Regions from separate parts of the Mus musculus genome. Here regions 2 and 3 are each linked to region 1. A link is a loop called in an ENCODE intact Hi-C map of the cell type or tissue named here. Cell type or tissue: left cerebral cortex. All regions are shown on one strand. Region 1 overlaps Ddx11 (DEAD/H box helicase 11). Region 2 has its middle 29 kb from the start of Gm20742. Region 3 has its middle 16 kb from the start of Gm41608.

Evidence for each region. Peaks named below come from ENCODE experiments on the same cell type or tissue, not always from the same donor. Only the 100,000 strongest peaks of a DNase experiment are listed, where the experiment ranks them.
Region 2: a loop joins it to region 1, with 3 times the contacts of the local background. A loop is called at or near these places in 24 of 42 quality-filtered maps.
Region 3: it touches region 1 in a loop (2.5-fold over the local background); 19 of 42 quality-filtered maps call a loop at or near these places.

The regions. Positions count from the first base shown.
Region 1 is chr17:66,143,091-66,148,090 of GRCm38, forward strand. It overlaps Ddx11 (DEAD/H box helicase 11), which reads left to right. Exons shown (of 27, transcript NM_001348292.1): 15 at 98-136; 16 at 336-456; 17 at 560-682; 18 at 1,088-1,200; 19 at 4,578-4,650; 20 at 4,902-5,000. Among named protein-coding and RNA genes, the nearest start is that of Ddx11, 22 kb to the left of the region's middle. In left cerebral cortex, no CTCF peak of the experiment used is centred here; a DNase peak (open chromatin) is centred at 2,822.
Region 2 is chr17:66,218,993-66,223,992 of GRCm38, forward strand. No RefSeq gene overlaps it. Among named protein-coding and RNA genes, the nearest start is that of Gm20742, 29 kb to the left of the region's middle. In left cerebral cortex, a CTCF peak has its summit at 2,471 (motif pointing left); a DNase peak (open chromatin) is centred at 2,466.
Region 3 is chr17:66,488,058-66,493,057 of GRCm38, forward strand. No RefSeq gene overlaps it. Among named protein-coding and RNA genes, the nearest start is that of Gm41608, 16 kb to the right of the region's middle. In left cerebral cortex, a CTCF peak has its summit at 2,114 (motif pointing left); DNase peaks (open chromatin) are centred at 2,140 and 2,426.

The sequences.
Region 1 (5,000 bases):
AGGGGGCAGTGAGCCATATTCCTTCAGTGGTGTGGGGTGGCCGTCTGAATTTAGCCCCCAGTTTGCTTCCTTCTCACAGTCTGTCATGGTTCTGCAGGTGCAGCGGTACTTGGAGAAGAGCATGCTCAGCAGGAAGGTACCTTTCCCGTTGCTTAAGCAAGGAGCCAGGGAACCCCTGCTGCCTTACTCCGCTGCCCGAGGATTCTTGGCTTCTGATTGCACTGTCCATAGTGTGGAGTGATTCCTGGCTTGGGAGGAAATGGGCTGTGGGCTGGCTTGGGTGTCTGATCCAGAGTTTCTTCTCATTTTTGTCTGTTCTCTTGTCCCCGACACAGCTCTTTGGCTTCACAGAATGTTTCGGAGTGGTTCTTCCATCCCTCTCAGACTCTCAGGAAAACCGAGGTCTGGCTGGCTTCCAGCAGTTCCTGAAGAGCCTGCAGTCAGGGCCTACTGAGGGTGAGCTGGGAGGGTGAGCGATGAGAGCCAGACACAGGCCCTTTGAGCGAGCATGGACTCGATCTAAGGAAGGCCCTCTTTCCCATCCTACCGTCTTCTGCAGACTCCCCGGAGGAGGGCCAGGCTGTAGCCCTGCGGCCTGCCTCTCCACTGATGCACATCGAGGCCTTCCTGGCAGCTCTCACCACAGCCAATCAGGATGGCAGGGTTATTGTGAACCGCCAAGGTAATCCACTGCTTGTAGCCAAGGGGCCTAGCTTGAAAGGGCTCTATCATACTGCCTGATTCTGTATGTGAAGGAACCACATGCCTCCTAGGCTGGAGCCACCAATGGACCGGGAGACTGGGTTTCAGAGGTGCTGAGTTCTCTCAGGCAAGGGCCCTACAGAAGCTAGAATCTCATGGTTGTGGTTAGAATGGGGTTGGACTGTATCTTTGTTCTGTTGTCTGAGGGTTATGTGCCACTGGCCAGACTATCTTTGCACCTGAGTTTCCACATAGTCTGTGGTACCAATGGCAAGGGAAATGCTTTTCTTTTAGAGGGAGGATGGTAGCTCACTGGCCTCCACAGGTCATCTGGGTTTCTCAGGCCTAATCAGCTCTATTCCTTTGCCATTTGTCTGTCTTTCAGGCAGTGTGGGTCAGAGCAGCCTTAAATTCTTACTCTTGAACCCAGCTGTGCACTTTGCCCAGGTGGTGAAGGAATGCCGAGCAGTGGTCATTGCAGGTGGCACCATGCAGCCGGTAAGGTACCAGGGAAGGACACACATCAGTCTCTCTTCTCTGTCTTCTGGGTCCCTAAACACAAATAGGCCAGCGCATGCAGGCTCAGCAGTGCCTACCAGGGGCCACTGCCATTTCACTGCCCTTGCCTTTTAGACTGGTGGGGTGGTAGTCCTGTGGCTATTGTGTTTCTGCAGCTGCTGGAGCTGGCTTCTCTGAGAAAATGCTCTTCTGTAGTCCCAGGCAGTCATGGAGATGCTGTTCTCTCATTCCATCCCTGTACCAGCATCTCCTGGAAAGTCATTACCTGTATGGTTTTTGAAAAGTTAAGTTTTAGGGCTGGAGAGATGGCTCAGCAGTTAAGAGCACTGACTGCTATTCTGAAGGTCCTGAGTTCAAATCCCAGCAACCACATGGTGGCTCACAACCATCTGTAATGAGATCTGACACCCTCTTCTGAAGACAGCTATGGTGTAATTACATATAATAAATAAATCTTTTTTTTAAAAAAAGAAAAGTTAGTTTTAGTATATAAAAGTCAAAGACAAGCTTTAACATCAGAATTCTATGAACCAAGGGTCAATGATGGTGTACTATTGCATATTTATGTACATCGTTTTTAAAACTACACTTCTACATTATTGGTATAATTTCCTTTTTTTCTCTGTACAGATGTTTGTTTATTCTTGTGAGCAAATGTTTATTCTAGCACACTCTGTGATGCGTTTAAATGTGACCTGTGTGACATTTCACCACACACATGTCATATTCCACCAGTGTGCTGCTCACCCCAGTCCTGCTTTGTTGGATACTTACACTCTTTTCCCATTGTCTCTAGTTTTCTCAATTCTGTGATCAAAGGTTGTTTCCTTGTTTCATCTTGAGAGCATTTTATGGTCTAGACTGTTGGGCTCCTAAGCATGGATTCCAGCCTTGGCCACCTGCTAGAACGGATACTAGAATTTTTTTTTTTTTTTGACTTTTCTGTTGTGTTCTCTGTATTACAGTGGATGGACCTGAGAACCATGTATGTGCCAGGCAAACATTTGACTGTCAAGGCACATTCCAAGCCCATGTAGATATTTGTTTAGTTTTTGATTTGGATTTGTGTGTATTCATTTGGTGTTAACATGGTGCATGACCATTATTGTTCTGTTTGTTGCTTTGTTTGTTTTTGAAATGGGAGTCTCACTACTATGTAGTCTTTGTGTATGTGTGTGTGTTTGTTTTGAGACAGTCTCTTTACAAGGTCCTTGCTGTCCTAGAATTTGCCCTCAAACTCACAAGAGAATCGTCTGCCTCTGCCTCTCAAGTGCTGAGATTAAAGGTATAAACACCAGCATGCCCAGCTCTTACTATGTAGTTGTAATGAGTGGCCTTGCCTGGCTTTACAGACTCTTTTTAGTCACCGTGTGGCTGCTAGGAGCCAAACCCAGGTCCTCTGCAGAAGCCATGAAGGTTCTTAACCATGGAGCCATCTGTCCAGGCCTCAAGTTTTTTTATTAAAGATTTTGTCTATGTATAAATGTTGAGTGTATCCTAGTATTTCACCCTCCTCCCTATTTCCTTCCTTTTCCTCCCGTTGTTCCCTTAGACAACAGCACGTCGACTGTGCCATCTGTGTGTGACGATGCCATGTATAGAATCTAGGACTGCAGCTAGCTTAATTCACATAATGTGATCTTCCTCATTTGCCTCCTTCCCTCTCTCTCCTGAGACAGGCTTCTCTGTGTAGCCCTGCCTGTCCTGGAACTTGCTCTGTAGAACAGGCTGGCCTTGTACTCAAGACATCCGTTTGTCTCTGCCTCCCAAGTGGTGGGATTAAAGGCATGTGCCATCACTGCCCAGTAAAACAAAACATGTCTTGTATACCACATTTTATTTATTTTTTTTTTGTCCAAGCCTCTGTTGATGGATATCTTGTTTATTTTACTAATTGGGTTGGTGTTCAATACAGCGGTGAGCCCTGATGTGGAATACTTCTGTGATTATGTTGGAGGCCTTTGGCTCAGTATTCTGGAGTAGTAGAGCTGGTGTTAGGTCTCAGAATCCCGAGACAAATGGTTAAATGGCTGTTAACACATCAAAGTGCTAGCTCTTGAATCCTTTAGTACCTGTGATTCCTCCCAGTACTCCACCCTGCCACTACCCTCAAACTCTTCCTTCTAGCAGCTAGGCTTCCTTTTCCCTTCTCCCCAGCTTGAATCCTGTATAACTCACTCGTCTTAGCCCCCGCTCCTCTCCTGCTCTCCGTCCAGTCTCCCCTCTCACAGTCCGCTTTAGTCAGCTGGCCATGTTCAGCCTGGACTCTTCCCTCAGCCTGCTTTCTCCCTTATATCTACAGCAAGAATCCTTGCCATGCCCTCCTCCTTTTATTTCATTTTCTTATTCAGCTGCACATATGGAAGATGCATTTTCAGTGTGTTTTGTTTTGGGAAGGCTGCATACTGACTTCCACGGTGGCTAGACCAGCTCACATTCCCATCAGCCATGTCTCAGGCCTGTTGTCCACATCCTTGCCAGAATTCTTTGTTCTCTTTTCTTGCCATTTAAACTCTATTCCTATTGTTTGAGACATTGATCTGATGTGTTTTGAACAAACTCACCTCTCCCTCAGCTCCTCTCTCCATCAGCCCATTCTGTGTTGCCCAGTCAGTCTCTAGTGAGTTCTTTCTGTGTTTATGTGATCAACTTACTAGAGGCTCACATCATTAAAGAAGACTGGCTTTCCCCCTTGCAGCAGTTGTCAGGGTCTAGTAGTTCCTCAGTTAGTGATGGGACTTTGTCCCCACCATCCCACCTCCATGCTGGAGTTCTGACTGCCTTGAGTTTGCTCTGGATTTCATCTGTCACAGTCACCTGCCCTGATGTGTCCTGAAACATTTCCCTTGATGTTATCTTCCACCTGTGGCTCTCATAATCCATGTTCCCCTCTTCCTGAAGATTTCTAAGCCTTGACTGTCATTCTGTTGGGATAAGGCAGGAGTCTGAACGTAGCTTTGGTTTTCATTTCTCCGGTGGCTGGTAAGAGGGAGCATTTCTTCATATGTTTATTGGCCATTTTTTTTCCTGTGTTGAGGGCTGTTCGTTTTGTTACTCTGTTTCCTGACTGCATTGTTTGATTTGTTTGATTTGTCCAGTTCTTTGTGTATTGTAGGTAGTGTTCCTCCCTCTTCTTGATTTGAACATGTAGAAAGACCTGACACTTCCGTCACTGCTCTTCTCTAAGTTTTCTGTCCACACTGGATACCGGTTGTTTTCTTTTAGCTTGGGTCATTAGCCGGCTGTTCCTTTTTGTTGACTGGGTTTGCCTCTTATCCCAGACTTCTCTTACATTCACTACAAGAGCACACAACCCCAGGCTCTGAGGTCACAAGGCCCTGATGTTATTGCTGCAGATGTCTGACTTTCGGGAGCAGCTGCTGGCATGTTCTGGAGTAGAAGCGGGGCGAGTGGTGGAGTTTTCCTGTGGTAAGCCAACTGTGTGGTGGGTAGATGGGGCAAAGGTAGAGGACACCACTTCATTGGTACCTTAGTGGGCTTGCTCCAGCACACTTCCCTAGACTCAGGTCCTGAGCTCTGCTCACCATATTGTTTACACTAGTTGTGTCAGTGCAGTGAAGAGCTAAGTGCATTTAAAATTGTTGCTCCTAGTTGGAGAAATGATTTGAGAAACTGCCCTACCTGCACCCTAGTTTTCAGCCTTCCTTTGATATCGCCAGGTCACGTGATCCCTCCAGACAACATCTTGCCCCTTATTATATGCAGTGGGCCCTCTAACCAGCAGCTGGAATTCACCTACCAGAGAAGAGAGCTGCCTC
Region 2 (5,000 bases), 76 kb after region 1:
CTGTTCTTGGAGATGGTCTGAATTTGGTTCCAGCACTCAAGTCCAGGGACTCACAATGGCCTGTAACTCTAGTTCCACGTTGACCTAGGGCCATCTATGGGTCGTTATAGGCACCTGCACACATATATGTGTGCCCTCACACAGAGACACCCACATATACAGAGTTAAAAGTAACCCTTTTCAAAAGGAAAATAAATCTGAAATGGAAATTTTCAGAAATAAACACTGTACATATTTTAAATTTTAGGTCAATCTGAGTGGCATGGCGAGAACTCAGGCTATCCCATGAGATTCCTCGGAGAAAACTATGGGCTACTCTTTTTATCCACTTAGCAAACTTTTGTCCATGCCGAAGGAATATATTTAATCAAAATGGAAGAAGATAACCCACAAATTAATCTGGCATTTGAGTTTATCCTTAATAAGATCATATGGGTGTGCTGGCAAGGCAGTGCATTGGTTATGTGCCCTGGCTGCTCTTGCAGAGGGCCAGCACCTATGCTGTGGCTAATGATCACTTGACAGTCCGGCTCCAGCGGATCAACACATTCTTCTAGTTCCTCACTGCAGTGGTGTATAGTCATACAAGCAGACAAAACACTCATACATGCAAAATGAAAAAAAAATTTTTTTTTAAAAAAAGAAATCACATGCGTGCCTCACAGGGCAGCTGTCAGGACACACTGACTGAGGGGGACAGCTTAGGAGGGGACATGTTAGCCCTCTGGCCTTTTCTGAGGACTCCCGACCTTCTGGGCTCCACTTCTTGTCCCCATTCACTCTCCCCTGCAGACAAATGTAAAGGAAGAACATCCAGTGCTTGAGGAGCCTGCTGAGGGCCCCGCCTCCTCTTCTGAGCTGCACATATTGGCCCCGCCTCCTCTTCTGAGCTGCACATATTGGCCCCGCCTCCTCTTCTGAGCTGCACTTATTGGGCACTTTTCACACCCCAGCAGCATCAGAGAAGGAACCTGAACTAACAGGCAGAAAGCTGCCTTTCCCTGGCCCTGCAATTCCTTAAAGGTAACTCCGTAAACACTCTGTGTTAGAACCCTCACCTACCTGTGACGGCCTCTGCAAATGACGGATTTTGTTGTCACCTGCTTTACACAGACATCAGAAATGAAAAGTGAAGAAGTGCAAGGAAAAAAAAAAAAAAAAAAACCTAACCAGTGTGCTACCCGGCCACAGCTCATCGCTTGACTGTGAGCCACGTGCTGTCTCGAGAATGTGGAGTGCTGCTTTGCAGACAGCAGAAGTGCTTTCACGCGCTTTCACGGTCGGAATAACAAATAGCTTGGTGTTCCTTCCAGTTTTAGAAGGATAGTTAATTATTATGTAGAGACACGTTTTTTTTTTTTTTTTTTTTTTAAAAAAAGGACTCAAATCTACAACTATTGTCTCTAAACCCAACATTAAGTCCTGAGCAAAAAAAAAAAAAAAAAAAAAAAAAAAAAAAAGCATTTGACTGTCTGGGACTCAACTCTCCTGTTAGCGGTGACTCTGTGGATGTGCCAAGCCTGCGCTTCCCCAATCTATAGCAGAACACTTTTGGTTTCATGTTTGTCAAACTAATAATGTGTTTGCAAAATTCATGTGATGTAGAAATATCAGCAGGAAATAAAAACAGGACCAAGGGCCTCTCCTCCCATTGATACCAGACAAGGTCATCCTCTGCAACATATGCGGCTGGAGCCATGAATCCCACCATGTGTACTCTTTGGTTGGTGGTTTAGTTCCTGGGAGTTTCTGGGGGGGTGGGATATTCTGTTTGGTTAATATTGTTCTTCCTATGAGGTGGCAAACCCCTTCAGCTCCTTCAGTTCTTCTCCTAACTCTTCCACTAGGGTCCCCTGGCTCAGTCCAGTGGTTGGCTGTGAGTATCTGCATCTGTATTGGTCAGGTGCTGGCAAAGCCTCTCAGGGGACAGCCATACCAGATCTCTGTCGGCAAGCACTTCTTGGCATCGGCAATAGTGTCTGCGGGTGGGCTGGATGCCTAGGTGGGGCAGTCTCTGGATGGCCTTTTCTTTCCTTCAGTCTCTGCTTCATTTTTGTTGTTGTTGTTTCTGCATTTCGTTTAGACGGGAGCAATTCTGGGTTAACGTTTTTGAGATGGGTGGGTGGCCCCATCCGTCAACAGGGGGCCATGTCTATCTACTGGAGATGGTCTCTACAGGTTCTCTCTCCCCTTTGTTGGGTATTTCAGCTAATGTCATTCCTGTTGGGTCCTGGGAACCTCTTGCTTCCCTGGCATCTGGGACTTTGTAGTGGCTCTCCCCAGTTCCCAATCCCTCACTGCTACATATTTCTGTTCAATTTCCTCACCCTCTGTACTTCTTTCCTGTCTCTTCCCGTACCTGATCCTACTGCCCCTCCCGTTTTCCTTCCCCTTCTCTCACTCACATCTCTTCTGTCCCTGGGCAGCCAGCTCCACGTTGTTCTCACTCCTGCCCTAGGCTGCCATCTAGCGGATGTTTGTCGACTGTTTCTTGGTGAATCCTCATGTCTCTGATATGGTGGCATAAACTCATGAGCGGTGTTGTGTCTGTCATTGGAGACACAGAGGCCGTTTTCATGATGTCTCCCCTACCATTGTGAATGCGTTCAGTGAAGCAAGCCCAGGTCTCCATCCTATTTGCTCAGCCTGGCAGGGAACATAAGCAGAGCTTGTAGACAGCATGTCTTCCTGGCAATCATTTACAGTTCATAAGGATGGTAATTCTCCACTGATTAGCCACCTATAGTTAATTAATTCTCTTTTCGGGGCTGAAGAGATGGCTCAGCGGTTAAGAGCACTGACTGCTCTTCCAGAGGTCCTGAGTTCAATTCCTAGCAAACACATGATGGTTCACAACCATCTGTAATGAGATGTTTGCCTGTGAGTACCTGCATCTGTATTGATCAGGTGCTGGCATCAGCAATAGTGTCTGGGCATCGATAATGCCCTCTCCTGGTGTGTGTGTGAAGACAGCTACAGTGTACTTACATATAATAATAAATAAATCTTTGGGCTGGAGTGAGTGGGGCCAGAGTGAGCAGAGGTCCTGAGTTCAATTCTCAGCAACCACATGATGGCTCACAACCATTTTTACAGCTACTGATACATAAAATAAATCAATAAATCTTTTTTAAAAAAGAAGTCTCTTTTCTCCCTCTTTCCTTCTGTCTTTCCTACCGCCTCCACAAGTCTTTAATATAATCTTTGGATCCTCTCTTGCGGATTTTAAGGCAAAACCCACCCACATTCAGTCCCTGACTGTACAAGGGATATGATGGTAGATTCTGAAATCAATGGGTTGTGAGAAGCATCCAGGACAGACAGATGAGAGGGAAAGAAGTGATCTATTTTAATGCCCTACCTCCACTCTGCTTTCGATTGCATGATCCCAACTACATGATATTGGACACAGTCAAACCCAGAGAAGCAGAGAAAGAATAAGGCCAGAGCCCGTGGGAAGGGAGGGGAAGATAGGGACCTCGGTGACTATAAAGGCCCAGTTAGGTGAGTGTCGTAGTCAGGGTTACTATCTCTGTGATGAAACACCATGGCCAAAAGCAGCTTGGGGAGGGAAGGGTTATCACTGTTCAGCGTTGAAGCATCAGGACTGCTCAGCCCAGAGGTAGCACCACCAACCACCATGAATTGGGCCCTCCCAATCAATCATTCATTAAGAAAATGCCCTATATTCTTGCATACGGCCTGATCTGATGGAGGCATTTTATCAACTGAGGGTCCCTCCTCTCCAACGGCTCGAAGATTAAGATTAAGATTATCATCTTATGTCACAGCATCTCATATGTGGGTGTGCTCAGAGCTCCTGGGCCATCCCTGCAGAGACCCAGAGATGGCTCTGCCACAGAACCCAGAGCTCCTTAGTTATTATGCTTGGCAGTACCAGTGCCTGTGTGGGCATGAGTGTCTTCCTGTGGGTCTCAAAGTATGTTACAGGACTTTCCTGAAAAACCAACGTCATCTTCCGGTGTTTGTTTGAAGTGAGTTTATCTCAGTTTATTCTTTTCCTACAGAAAACAAGTATGTACAGGCCTTTCGTGCCTCCTTTTGGATGAAGGCTCGTCTTCCTCAGGGTTCACCATACCACAGGGCTAGGGATATAACTCCACTGTAGACTACTTTCCTGGTATGCATGAAACCCAGGGTTCTATCCTCAGTAGTAAAATAAAGACCTACAGGGATGAGCAAAATGACATCTGTGGAACCACCGAGTCTCTAAGGTCATGGCTGAAGATAAATTCCCAGGCTCAAACTGGTTTTGAAAGGCTGGGGCCCATAAACTGAGGTCACCGTTGCAGGAAGCCAGCGTTCTGAGCGTTGCAGAACACATCAGACCTTGTCACCGGCTCACCCCCCCATCCAAAACCCACCAGTTACAGAAAGAGATGGCAGACATTTTATTTAAGGGAAACAGCCAACTTCCCCTCTGTGTTCCTAACGAGCTTCCCTTCTCCCTTCCCTATCCTTAGCTACAAAGATCCCAGCTTGAGATAGATAAATTGCATTCTCTTGAAGCCTGGCCACTGAGTGACTGGGTCCTGGGCCCCGATTATGGAGGGCCAGAATTCGAGGCACCATCTCTCTGGCATTAAGTAAAGCCTGCTCTAGCAGTTGGAAGTCATCTGAATTTTTATCTCTTATTTCCTCCTACAAACTTAATTCTTCCCTGTCTTGCCGTTTCTATGTGAGTATGTGCGCCATGCAGCCTCGGTGTCAACACTTGGCACTGAGCGCGCTGTGGCGCCACAGAAACACCACAGCGCTGCTTCGCTCCCGTTGCCCATTATGCGCTGCAGGATTTTTTTAAACCGTACTCACAAAAAGTTGTCTGTTCTTATTCAGAATTGATGGTTGAGTCCAGGGGGAAAACAAAGACCCCTGATATTTTCTTATTTATCATCACAAAAGGATCAAAGGGACAAAGGCCACGTGGGAAGGGAAGGAGACAGAAGGAAAGTGGACGGGAGGGACTCAAATGACAATCA
Region 3 (5,000 bases), 340 kb after region 1:
CCTGCTTCCTGTTCGCTCCTCACCCCAACTTGGGGCCTCTCCTAGCACATTTTCTGCCTAACTCCAAGTCCTCAGAAGAGAAACTGGGACAGATTTAGACTCCCTTCCTTGCTCTCTGAGAACACTATGCTGCTAGCTGGGGTCAGTGGGACCCTAACTCTACCCTGAGCCCCAGCCAGGCTCTGAGTTTTCCACTCTCAGAAACACATTGTATGTGTACATGCAATGCATATGTGTGTGTATGTATAATATATCTCCCGTGTATACAATCCATTCTGTTGTTAGAAATAGCCTCTGAACCAGCCCCCGTTTGGCTCACAGAGCTTTTTTTTTTACCCATAGCACTCCTGTCTCTGTCATTCTTCTCCTCCATTGCTCCTGAGACCTATCTGCTATGGCTCACAGTCACATCCAAGTATGATCTATACATTTACAAAGTGGGACTGGGAGATAGCTCAGAGAGGTTAAATGCTTGCCATGCATTCAAGGGGATTGAGATGCCCTCCCTCCCCCCAGTACCCATGTTTGAGGAGCATGGTGGCTGGTCTGTAACTCCAGCCCAGACAGAAGAGTCAGGGTGCTTCACTAAGGGAGATTAGCACTATAGGCGAGCTCTGGGTGTGACCAAGAGACCCAACCTCATTGAATAAGGTAGAAAATTAGGGATGTCTCCCATGTCAACCTGCGTCTTCGCAAGCATTCATACATTCACATGCATGTGCACCCCCATGATCTCATGAACAAGTATGTGCACCCCCCATGACCACATGAACAAGCATGTACACACCCCATGACCACATGAACAAGCACATGCACCCCCCCCCATGACCACATGAACAAGCATGTGCACACCTCATGACCACATGAACAAGCATGTGCACCCCCCATGGCCACATGAACAAGCACATGCACCCCCCATGACCACATGAACAAGCATGTACACACCCCATGACCACATGAACAAGCACATGCACCCCCCATGACCACATGAACAAGCATGTGCACACCCATGACCATATGAACATGCATGTGCATACCCCATAACTATATGAACATGCATGTGCACACCCCCATGACCATATGAACATGCGTGTGCACACCCCATGACTTCATGTATGCACATATAACTCTCTCTCTCTCACACACACAAATGGAAAAGAATGAGAGGAAAAGCAAGTGCCACGTTGATTTAGTAATAACAGTCTGACCTGGGACTCAGACACAGGCTTCCTGTTCTTGGGAGGCTGGGACAAGCTGAGGTAAGTTTGAGGCCCTTCTGAGCTGCATACAGCTAGACCCTACATCAAAACAGACAGACAGACAAACACACACACCCTAAAACCAAACAAAAACAGTTGTCTTCCTTAAATAGTACTTAGGAAAAACATAAACAAAACAATAAAAAACATTTTACTTGGGTTGGAGAGATGGCTCAGTGGTTAAGAGCACTGACTGCCCTTCCAGAGGTCCCTAGTTCAATTCCCGCAACCACATGGTGATTCACAACCATATATAATGGGATCTGATGCCCTCTTCTGGTGTGTCTGAAGACAGTGACAATGTACCCGCATACATAAGATAGATAAATAAATCTTAAAAAAAAATTGTTTTACTCAAAGAATTACCTTTAAGATTGTTATCATACGTTGTATATCTGCATACCATACCCTGTATACTTCTAGATATTTTGTTTATTTGTCCAGAGACAGGGTTTCTCTGTGCAGCCTTGGCTGTCCTGGAACACACTCTGTGAGCCAGGCTGGCCTCAGACTCAGAGATACGTCTGCATCTGCCTCCCAAGTGCTAGAATTAAAGGCGTGCGCCATCACTGCGTGGCTTAGAATGTCTTTATGTCTAAAATCTTCAGTCCTGTATTTAGGAAATTGTCTCTATGTTCAAATGGAATTTATTAGATAAAACTATTGCAAAGATCTAGAGTCTAACAAAAACACGTTACCCTTATCGATCATATGTGATACTCCATCTATAAGTTTTAATTATGCATTCACTTTACATACAGTGTAACATGGTCAAGATTGTATTTGGAAATGAGTTTACAGAACCATGCTTGCGATACAATCACTGATGCTCTGCCTCCACCTAGTGGTACCTTTGCATTACTGCAGCAGCAAAACCAAGTCCAGGGGATGAGATGAAGGAAGCCTTCACCTGAGGCACAGAAAAGACACACACAAATTCAGGCTTAAGGTGCATCCGATACCACCCCTTGTCCTGGGTAATACCAGATTCTAGAAAAGCTTGGTTATGTCACGTCAGGTGAAGGCTGGACACCAGAGCACAGCAAAGAACGCCAGGGAGCCTGATCAGGGGCTTTGCTGCTCTCTGCCTAGGGATGAAGCCGGGAAAGGGTTTTGCACTGTGTGGATTTGTGATAAAGCTGAACATCAGATTTGAAGCTTGTGCTCACACTGCAACAGCCTGGCGTGTGGGCAAGCCGTGAGGATGATTAAGAACAATCCGTATGTTTAAAAGGCACCAGGCAGACGGTAGGACGGGCTCATGTCTGCTGGAAGATTCTAAAGCCAATGGAGATGATCAAATGTGAGATGACGCCAGGTCTTGATATTCAGGGTTCTCATATTGGCTTTTGTAAAACAGGTTAATGCAAGGGGAAAGGATATCAAGGAGACCAATACTCAAAAGCAAACTGGGACTTCTTTCCTTCTTTCTTTCTTTCTTTCTTTCTTTCTTTCTTTCTTTCTTTCTTTCTTTCTTTCTTTCTTTTTTTTTTCTTTGAGACAGGGTTTCTCTGTATAGCCCTGGCTCTCCTGGAACTCACTTTGTAGACCAGGCTGGCCTCAAACTCAGAAATCCACCTGCCTCTGCCTCCCAAGTGCTGAGACTAAAGGCGTGCGCCACCATGCATTGTCCTTTAATTCTATAATCTACCCCAGGAGGAATTTTTTTCTAAGATTTATTATTATATCTAAGTACATTGTAGCTGTCTTCAGACACCTAGAAGAGGGCATCAGATCTCATTATGCATGGTTGTGAGTCACCATGTGGTTGCTGGGATTTGAACTCAGGACCTTCAGAAGAGCAGTCAGTGCTCTTAACCACTGAGCCATCTCCCCAGCCCCCAGGAGAGGAGTTTTAGCTTTAGATGTCATATTTATGGTTTAGAATCTATGTTGGGTTTAGTTTCTCTTGAGTTAATTTTTTAAAAAAGATTTACTTACTTATTTCATATATGTGAGTACACTGTCACTGTCTCAGACACACCAGAAGAAAGCATCAGATCCCATTACAGATGGTTGTGAGCCACCATGTGGTTGCTGGGAACTGAACTCAGGACCTCTGGAAGAGCAGTCACTGCTCTTAACCGCTGAGCCATCTCTCCAGCCCTCTTGAGTTAATTTTTTGTTTTTGTTTTATTTTTTTTTTCGAGACAGGGTTTCTCTGTGTAGCCCTGGCTGTCCTGGAACTCACTCTGTAGACTAGGCTGGCCTCGAACTCAGAAATCTGCCTGCCTCTGCCTCCCGAGTGCTGGGATTAAAGGCGTGCGCCACCACGCCTGGCTGAAATAGGCGTTTTAATGCTTAGTTGTTGAACTGTGTTTGGGCTTGCACCAACTCTTCTCCCCCCCCCCCCCCCCGCCCCAAGACTGAGTTTCTCTGTGTAGCCCTGGCTGTCCTGGGCCTCAACTCTAGACCAGGTTGACTTCGAACTCAGAGATCCACCTGTCTCTGCCTCCCAAATGTTGGGGTTAAAAGCATGTGTTACCAGCACCTGCTGCACCAAGGTTTAAAGAAACAAAACTTGCAAGGTTTTGGAAATGTGCCTTGCCCACAGAGACTTTTGTTTTTATTATTTTTATTATTTTATTATTTTTATTAGGTGTATGACCTGTGCTCCTGGGTGCGTGTGAAGGTCGAAGGACAGCGTTCTGCTGTGGGTTCTCTCTCTCCCACCTTGGTGTGTGCTTTGGGGTTGTGAGCCACCATGTTGCTGGGAATTGAACTCAGGACCTCTGGAAGAGCAGTCACTGCTCTTAACCACTGAGCTATCTCTCCAGCCCTCTTGAGTTAATTTTTTTGTTTTTGTTTCTGTTTTGTTTTGTTTTGTTTTTACCAGCTGAAATACCTCTCTGAATATTGGGTTTTGTTTTTAAATTTTATTTCTCAGGGCTAGAGGGATGGCTCAGTGGTTAAGAGCACTGGATATTTTTTTTTTCTAGAGGACATAGGTTCAATTCCAGCACCCCCACAGCAGCTCACAACTGTCTGTAACTCCAGGTCTATGGGATCCCCATCTTTTAAGCCTCAGAGAGCAGATAACACATGCTGGCAAAGTACACAAAACAAAGATTGTTCTTATTGATGTGTTTGCCTGTGTGAATTATGTGTACCATTGTGTATGTGTACCATATGTATGTACCTGTGTGAACCATATCAATACAGAGATCCCTTCAGAGATCAGAAAACCTAGGAGACCCTGGAATTGGGGATTACAGGCAGCTGTGGACTGTGAGGTGACAGGAACCAAATTCAGGTCCTTTGCAAGAGCAGTAAGCACTCCTTCTTCTTCTTCTTCTTCTTCTTCTTCTTCTTCTTCTTCTTCTTCTTCTTCTTCTTCTTCTTCTTCTTCTTCTTCTTCCTCTTCCTCTTCCTCTTCCTCTTCTTCTTCTTCTTCTTCTTCTTCCTCTTCCTCTTCCTCTTCTTCTTCCTCCTCTTCTTCTTCCTCTTCTTCCTCCTCTTCTTCCTCCTCTTCTTCCTCCTCTTCTTCCTCCTCTTCTTCCTCCTCTTCTTCCTCCTCTTCTTCTTCCTCTTCTTCTTCCTCTTCTTCTTCTTCTTCTTCCTCTTCCTCTTCCTCCTCCTCCTCCTCCTCCTCCTCCTCTTCCTCCTCCTCCTCCTCCTCTTCTTCTTCTTCTTCTTTTTTGGTTTTCTGAGACAGGGTTTCTCTGTGTAGCCCTGGCTGTCCTGGAACTCACTCTGTAGACCAGGCTGGCCTCTCAAACTCAGAAATCCACCTGCCTCTGC